2 separate regions of the Homo sapiens genome follow, and region 1 is linked to region 2. Evidence: read pairs that join two places in POLR2A ChIA-PET (ENCODE). Cell type or tissue: MCF 10A. All regions are shown on one strand. Links, peaks and the distances in the headings refer to the core of each region. The heading gives the core; the rest is flanking DNA. Region 1 has its middle 63 kb from the start of LRIG3. Region 2 overlaps LINC02388 (long intergenic non-protein coding RNA 2388).

Evidence for each region. Peaks named below come from ENCODE experiments on the same cell type or tissue, not always from the same donor. Only the 100,000 strongest peaks of a DNase experiment are listed, where the experiment ranks them.
Region 1: POLR2A ChIA-PET joins it to region 2 with 8 read pairs; 1 of 35 experiments calls an interaction of 5 or more read pairs at or near these places.

The regions. Positions count from the first base shown.
Region 1 is chr12:58,855,331-58,859,726 of GRCh38, reverse strand. No RefSeq gene overlaps it. Among named protein-coding and RNA genes, the nearest start is that of LRIG3, 63 kb to the left of the region's middle. In MCF 10A, for the core only: no CTCF peak of the experiment used is centred there; a DNase peak (open chromatin) is centred at 2,366.
Region 2 is chr12:58,748,079-58,752,474 of GRCh38, reverse strand. The region is part of intron 1 of LINC02388 (long intergenic non-protein coding RNA 2388); the gene reads left to right. All of the region lies in intron 1 of LOC100506869 (a long non-coding RNA gene), which reads right to left. Among named protein-coding and RNA genes, the nearest start is that of LINC02388, 31 kb to the left of the region's middle. In MCF 10A, for the core only: no CTCF peak of the experiment used is centred there; a DNase peak (open chromatin) is centred at 1,864.

The sequences.
Region 1 (4,396 bases), core at 235-4,234, 110 kb before region 2:
TAGGCCGACTAAGAATCCCTAAGCCTAGCTGGGAAGGTGACTGCATCCACCTTTAAACACGGGGCTTGCAACTTAGCTCACATTCGACCAATCAGGTAATTAAAAAAAGCTCACTAAAGTGCTAATTAGGCAAAAACAGGAGGTAAAGAAATAGCTAATCATCTATCGCCTGAGAGCACAGCGGGAGGCAGAATGATCGGGACATAAACCCAGGCATTCGAGCCAGCAAGTTACCCTCTTTGGGTCCCCTCCCTTTGTATGGGAGCTCTGTTTTCACTCTATTAAATCTTGCAACTGCACTCTCTTTTGGTCCGTGTTTGTTACGGCTCGAGCTGAGCTTTCACTCGCCGCCCACCACTGCTGTTTGCTGCCGTCGGAGACCCGCCGTTGACTTCCATCCCTCCAGATCCAGCAGGGTGTCCGCTGTGCTCCTGATCCAGTGAGGCACCCATTGCCGCTCCGGATCAGGCTAAAGGCTTGCCATTGTTCCTGCACAGCTAAGTGCCCGGGTTCATCCTAATCGAGCTGAACACTAGTCACTGGGTTCCACTGTTCTCTTCCATGACCCACGGCTTCTAATAGAGCTATAACACTCACCGCATGATCCAAGATTCCATTCCTTGGAATCCATGAGGCTAAGAACCCCAGGTCAGAGAACACAAGGCTTGCCACCGTCTTGGAAGCAGCCTGCCACCATGTTGGGAGCTCTGGAAGCAAGGACCCCCCAGTAACATTTTGGCGACCACGAAGGGACCTCCAAAATGGTGAGTAATATCGGACCACTTTCACTTGCTATTCTTTCCTATCCTTCCTTAGAATTGGAGGAAAATACCGAGCACCTGTCGGCCAGTTAAAAACGATTAGTGTGGCCACCGGACTTAAGACTCAGGTGTGAGGCTATCTGGGGTTGGGAGCCTACAACCAGCTTCCACTTTCAATTTTCTTGGGGAAGCTGAGGGCTGACTAGAGGCAGAAACCTGTTGTCCCGAACTCCCAGCATTAGCCCATTGAGATCATGGCACAGCCAGAAGTCTCTACTTAACAGTCGCCCATGTGTGCACCCCTACCTTTCCTTTTGACCCATACCTCCTGGGTCCTGACCAGGACTTTCTTGAAAGTGTAGCCCCAAAATTCTCCTTACCGCCGAATCTACTTCCTCTGATCCCTGCCTCCTAGGCACTAATGGTTCAGACTTCATTTCCTCTAGCAAGTTGTATCTCCAAAGGGATCTAAGGAAGCTCTAGGCTGCATCCTTAGGCATCTAGACAATAAACCCAGGGAGTCTTATCCCTGGTGTCCCTCCCGATTTAGGTATACAGCTCTCAACATGGGCAGTTACGTGGGACCCGTTCTCTACCACCCTTGCCAGGGCCTCAAGTTTGTAAATGGCTAAGAGAGAGACAGAGGGGAGAGAGAGAGAGAGAGATAGAGGAGAGAGAGAGGGAAGAGGGAGAGAGAGAGGGAAGAGAGAGAGAGGGAAGAGAGAGAGAGAGACAGAGGAGAGAGAGATGGAGGAGAGAGAGACGGAGGAGAGACGGAGGAGAGAGATAGAGGAGAGAGAGAAAGAGACAGAGGAGAGAGAGAGAAAAAGAGGGAGTCAAAGAGAAAGAGAAAGATAGTAATAGTAAAAATCAGTGTGCCCTATTCCTTTAAAAGCCAGGGTAAATTTAAAACCTATAATTGATAATTGAAGGTCTTCTCCGTGACCCCATAACACTCCAATACTACCTTGTTGTCAGTGTAAACAAGGGCGTAGCCTGAAAACACTGAGACCACTGACAACCCGTAGCTTTCCTATCAAAAACCCTTCATTAACCCTGTAACCCGCCGATGCATTCAATCTGTAGCGGCAACTGCTTTGCTAACAGAAGAAAGTAGAAAAGAAACTTTTAGAGGAAACCTCATTGTGAGGAAACCTCATTGTGAGCACACCTCACCAGTTCAGAATTATCCTGAGTCAAAAAAGAAAAAGGTAGCATACTAACTCAAAAATCTTAAAGTATGGGGCTATCCTGTTAAAAAAAGGTAATTTAACACCAACCACTGATAATTCCCTTAACCCAGCAGATTTCCTAACAGGGGATTTAAATCTTAATTACCATATAAAAGTCCAAAAAGACCTAGGAGGAATTCCCTTCAGGACAGGATGATAGATGATTCCTCCCAGGTGATTGAGGAAAAAACCACAATGAGTATTCAGTAATTGATAGGGAGACTCTTGTGGAAGCAGAGTTAGAAAAATTGCCTAATAATTGGTCTCCTCAAACGTGTGAGCTGTTTGCACTCAGCCAAGCCTTAAAGTACTTACACAATCAAAAAAGACTACTCAATCCTGACTCAAAAGGTTACCTACACCCTCTCTGAAATGAATTTGCATAAGAACTGTTTATGGGAGTTCATCTTGATGGGGCAGCTGGGTTGTTATGAAATACTCAGGAACCCAGCCCAGCTCTAGGACTCACCCCTGAGCACAAAAGCAATGTTGGGCACCCTGGTAAAGGACCACTAGAATTCAGCAGCCCAGACCCCTTTCTTTGTGGTCAAGAAAGGCGGGAAAAGGAGTGCAGGACTGCTGCATCAGTGAGCTTAACTAATCTGATAAGCAGAAGTCCATGGTTGTGCACCCTGGAAAGGAATAAGCATTAGTACCATAGAGGACACTCTAGGACTAATGCTCTACGGGAAATGACTAGGGGTGCTGGCATCCCTATGTTCTTTTTCCAGAAGGGAAATGTTCCCCCCAAGGCAAAAACGCCCCTAAGATGTATTCTGGAGAATTGAGACAAGTTTGACCCTCAGACGCTAAGAAAGAAATGACTTATATTCTTCTGCAGAACCACCTGGCCATGATATCCTCTTCAAGAGGGAGAAACCTGGCCTCCTGGGGGAAGTATAAAGTATAACACCATCTTACAGCTAGACCTCTTTTGTAGAAAAAAAGGCAAATGGAGTGGAATGCCATACATACAAACTTTCTTTTCATTAAAAGACAATTCGCAATTATGTAAAAAGTGTGATTTATGCCTTACAGGAAGCCCTCAGAGTCTACCTCCCTACCCCAGCATGCCCCCGACTCCTTCCCCAACTAATAAGGACCCCCCTTTAACCCAAACTGTCCAAAAGGAGATAGACAAAGGGGTAAACAAGGAACCAAAGAGTGCCAATATTCCCCGATTATGCCCCCTCCAAGCAGTGGGAGGAGGATAATTCGGCCCAGCCAGAGTGCATGTACCTTTTTCTCTCTCAGATTAAAGCAAATTAAAATAGACCTTGGTAAATTCTCAGATAACCCTGATGGCTATATTGATGTTTTACAAGGGTTAGGATAATCCTTTGATCTGACATGGAGAGATATAATGTTACTGCTAAATCAGACACTAACCCCAAATGAGAGAAGTGCCGCCATAACTGCAGCCTGAGAGTTTGGCGATCTCTGGTATCTCACTCAGGTCAATGATAGGATGACAACAGAGGAAAGAGAACGATTCCCCACAGGCCAGCAGGCAGTTCCCAGTGTAGACCCCCACTGGGACACAGAATCAGAACATGGAGATTGGTGTCGCAGATATTTGGTAACTTGCGTGCCAGAAGGACTTAAGGAAAACTAGGAAGAAACCTATGAATTATTCAATGATGTCCACTATAACAGGGAAAGGAAGAAAATCCTACTGCCTTTCTGGAGAGACTAAGGGAGGCATTGAGGAAGCATACCTCCCTGTCACCTGACTCTATTGAAGGCCAACTAATCTTAAAAGATAAGTTTATCACTCAGTCAGCTGCAGACATTAGAAAAAAAAACTTCAAAAGTCTGCCTTAGGCCTGGAGCAAAACTTAGAAACCCTATTGAACTTGGCAACCTCGGTTTTTTATAATAGAGATCAGGAGGAGCAAGTGGAACGGGACAAACAGGATACAAAAAAGGCCACCGCTTTAGTCATGGCCCTCAGGCAAGCGGACTTTGGAGCCTCTGGAAAAGGGAAAAGCTGGGAAAATTGAATGCCTAATAGGGCTTGCTTCCAGTGTGGTCTACAAGGACACTTTAAAAAAGATTGTCCAAGTAGAAATAAGCCACCCCCTCGTCCATGCCCCTTATGCCAAGGGAATCACTGGAAGGCCCACTGACCCAGGGGATGAAGGTCCTCTGAGTCAGAAGCCACTAACCAGATAATCCAGCAGCAGGACTGAGGGTGCCCAGGGCAAGTGCCAGCCCATGCCAGCACCCTCACAGAGCCTCCAGTATGCTTGGCCATTGAGGGCCAGGAGGTTAACTGTCTCCTGGACACTGGCGTAGCCTTCTCAGTCTTACTCTCCTGTCCTGGACAACTGTCCTCCAGATCTGTCATTATCCGAGGGGTCCTAGGACAGCCAGTCACTAGATACTTCTCCCAGCCACTAA
Region 2 (4,396 bases), core at 239-4,238:
CTCTGAAGCATGCATGGTGATAACACAACCAAAAAATGGTTAGAGCTAATTCACTGCAGTGTCTGAGAGTGCTAATCAGTTTATCAATTGCTGCTATCAAGGCCTTTTGGAACTTCTCCAAATCTGATTCTTTAGTCTTTTTAATCTGGGTGAGTCTTCCATAATGTCAAATACATGCCTTTTTGGTAGAGTCAGCTTCCAGTAACAAGACTGTCTCGAAGCATCAAAATACCTGTCTGTGAAGGCAATTCTGTTGGGGATAAACATTAAATAGGGTGCCAGTATGCATTTTTTCTTTCGTTCTTTAAAAAAAGTTAACTATTTTTTATTCTAAAAGTACACTTTTCTTTTATTTGATTAGAAAGGTAATATAGTTTTTGATTCTGCAATATGGAAGTATCCTAATACCCCTACTCCATTACACACAAAACACCAGAGGGACAAAGTTTTTAAAAAGTCATTGATTTGCATCAGCCAAGTCTGAGCTCTTGCATTAAATAGGTTGGTAAATGGTAAATTAATGGGAAGAAGGTAACATAAAACAATCAAACAGTTGTCTATATCTCCTGTGATAAATGTAAACTAAAACAGAAATGATTTTGGAAGTTTACTCCAGAGTAGAGATGTTTACTACATTAGCTGAGAGAACTATCCTAGTCTTCTCCATGATATGACAACAAGAAAAGGGCCAAAAATCTGGATGTGTGAATATATTGCTTATGCTAATGATAAAGATTAGTTCACAAAGTTGTATTATGTGGCATTTTTCCCCCAAGAAGTAACACTCTCAATCAACAACTGGAAGGCAAAATTGAAAATGTTTTCACAGTAATGAAAGGATCATGGTGAGGTAAATGATACAAGTGAGTCAGTTGAAAAGACTTGATTGTGGAAGCTATAAGTTATTTGAAATTCTCAATTCATTTACTTGTGATGAAAATTACAGTGTTAGAGTTAAAATGAAGGACAAAAATATCAGACATCTTTCTTCACTAAAGTAGTTATTTAAAGAATATTTCCCCGATATAGCAAAAGATGGATCAGTAGACCAGATATTCTTTCAATTCTTGATTTGGACAAGACATGTGACCTTCTAGCAAACAGACACAATTTTCAAAAGTTCCACAGAGTAGTCCTATGTATTGTATCTTACCACTTATTTGTGAAACCCTAGGATAACAAGAAGAAAAATTGTTTTAGAAACCAGAAAGCATGTTGCTACTTATATCTATATGTATTTAAAAATATTGTGACATCATGGTAAGAGAATATTTGCATGGACATTGAACCTGATAAGCTACATGAGCTGTCTTCAATTCTTTAGTTGTCGTTGTCGCTGTTTTTCCCCTCCAAACCTTTAGTACAATAAATTACCCATTAGACAATGACATGAGCATGATTTCACTTTAGGGACTATTTATTTGGTTTTGGTAATAATTTAAATTTTTTAAAAATAAAATATGCAGAGAGAACCAAATTCACATAAATGTTTATGGTAAAATGGAGGTCTCGATCTTTTCTGGCCATGGCTACTTTAAGCTATATTTTAGAGCTGGGCAAGATCTGTTTTATAGGCTGAAGTGACACAAATCCCATGATCACATGTGATCCACTGAAGTATGATAATTTGAGCATGATGTGTTTCTGAATTCTCTTTTCAGATTGTTGTATTTTCTTCTCTGGTAAGCTCTGTTTGATACTCAAAAACAGCAAATGTGAAAGAGTGCTGATGAATGTAATTACATTTGTGATTTCTAAATGCATGAGTCATGATTTCAGTATCATGTCTCTCCTAGGAAATCTTAGCTCTGCAGCGCACAGATGTCTGTGAGCTCCATCGTGTCTTTATTTATAATGTGAGCTTCTTGGGGGACATGACTAATATTTTGATGTCTCCATGATGACTAAACTCTACGTAGTGATGCCAAATTACATCTGGGGAGTAAATGAATGACTTGATGCCAACTTTAGTACAAAGAAGCAATAGCAAGAAGTCTATTATGCTGTTCACAGCTGATTTCTCACTGGTGCTACTAAACATTGAAAAAATAAATGATATACCCCATGGGACTAAAGGTTTATCTTATTCTTTAGACCCTCACAAACAAATCCCATGCTTTGTGATTTAGGTTTAGATCAGTTGATTCATGACACCTTGTTGAATGCATAGGGAGCATGTGGTAGAGTAATTCAGAACTATGGCTTGGCAGTGAGATAGACCAATCTCTGCCATTTCCATCTCTGTCATCTTAAACAATTTCTTTATCTCTCTAAGACTCAGTTTTCTCAACTGCCAAACAAGGATAATAGTAGCATAAGTCTCACTAGGTATTTGTAAAAATTAAATGGGTTAATATGTGGAAAGTGCTAAGCACTGTATCTGGCAAAAACTAAATGCTTAATAAATGATAGATGATAGTTACTACCCAGTACTATGGTGGCATACCATAGTGAGTACAAAGAAGAACCCACCTTGGCTTCTGCTCTAAGACTTTGCCATCTATTTGAATAGGCCGATATACACATAAGAAAGTAAAATCCAAAAACACGTTGAGGAAGTGTTATTGCACACCATAGGAAATGGCTACTTATAATTTCAGAGAAGAGAAAGAGCAAAGAAAATAGATGTCAGAAAAGGAATTACAAAGGGGGATGAAAATGAAGTGAGCCATAAAGAATGAACAGAATTTCAATAAACTGAGAATGAAATTTGGGTTGAAGGAAAGACACTGAGTGGACAAGAGTTTGAAAGCAGCGGTGAGCGTGGCCTGCATGTGAGGCAGTGAGGTGGAAGACTGGTTGAAGTAGGGCCTCCTTTTGAAAGCAAATGAAGATCCATTCAGCTATGAAGTGATTCTAAATAGAAAGGAAGATAGACAGGAAGAAAGTTTTATTTCTTTTACGAAAAATGAACATTTATTTTAGCACATTGAGGCAGAATATCAAAAAATATTTTTAAGGTAAAATTAATATGTATTTTATGCATTAGTATGACAAATAGCAAATTATGATGTTATGAACAGTGGAAGAAGTTGAGTTGTGATGCCATCTCCTCTGAGGACTCAGCCAATCCTACAGAGTTTGGAAGCTGGATGACCCTTGAGAATTGTTCCTAGTTGGGTGATGGGCCTGGGACTTTATACCCCACATTGAAAATCACTGGATGTAGGCCATTGTGACCATGATGTGTGACTGTGTGAGGTGGCTCCCTGAGCCAAGCCAGTCCCTAGAAGGAGCTGAGAGCTGAGGTCCACCTTCTGACAGCAATCCAGGCACCTAGGGGAATAAAAGCTCCATTTCTAGAGGAGGATTTGGACAGCACAGCACAGCATCCACTGCAGTTGTCAATACAATACTTTTAAAGGAGACAAATGTAGAATATGACAATGGTGACTTAAGGTCTAGTCTAATTATTTCACACCCATTCTTTCTATCCTTAATTCAAGACTCTTCCTTGTACAGCGTTATTATAGGAAAAAGAAATTTATACAAAAAAGCTTCTGCAGAGCAAAAGAAACTATCAGCAGAGTAAACAGGCAACCTATGGAATGGGAGAAAATTTTTGCAATCTACCCATCTGACAAAGGGCTAATATCCAGAATCTACAAAGAACTTAAACAAATTTACAAGAAAAAAACAAACAACCCCATCAAAAAGTGGGCAAAGAATATGAACAGACACTTCTCAAAAGAAGACATTTATGCAGCCAACAGGCATAGAAAAAATGCTCATCATCACTGGTCATTAGAGAAATGCAAATCAAAACTACAATGAGATACCATCTCACACCAGTTAGAATGGCGATCCTTAAAAAGTCAGGAAACATGCTGGAGAGGATATGGAGAAATAGGAACGCTTTTACACGGTTGGTGGGAGTGTAAATTAGTTCAACCATTGTGGAAGACAGTGTGGCGATTCCTCAAGAATCTAGAACTAGAAATACCATTTGACCCAGCAATCCCATTACTGTGTATATACCCAGAGGATTATAAATCATGCTACTATAAAGACACTTGCACATGTATGTTTATTGTGGCACTATTCACAACAGCAAAGACTTGGAACCAACCCAAATGCCCACCAATAATAGACTGGATAAAGAAAATATGGCACATATACACCATGGAATACTCTGAGCCATAAAAAAGGATGAGTTCATGTCCTTTGCAGGGACATGGATGAAGCTGGAAACCATCATTCTCAGCAAACATACACAGGAACAGAAAACCAAACACTGCATGTTCTCACTCATAAGTGGGAGTTGAACAATGAGAACACATGGACACAGGGAGGGGCCTGTCAGGGGGTGGGGGCTGGGGGAGGGATAGCATTAGGATAAATACTTAATGTAAACGACGAGTTGATGGGTGCAGCAAACCAACATGGCACATGTATG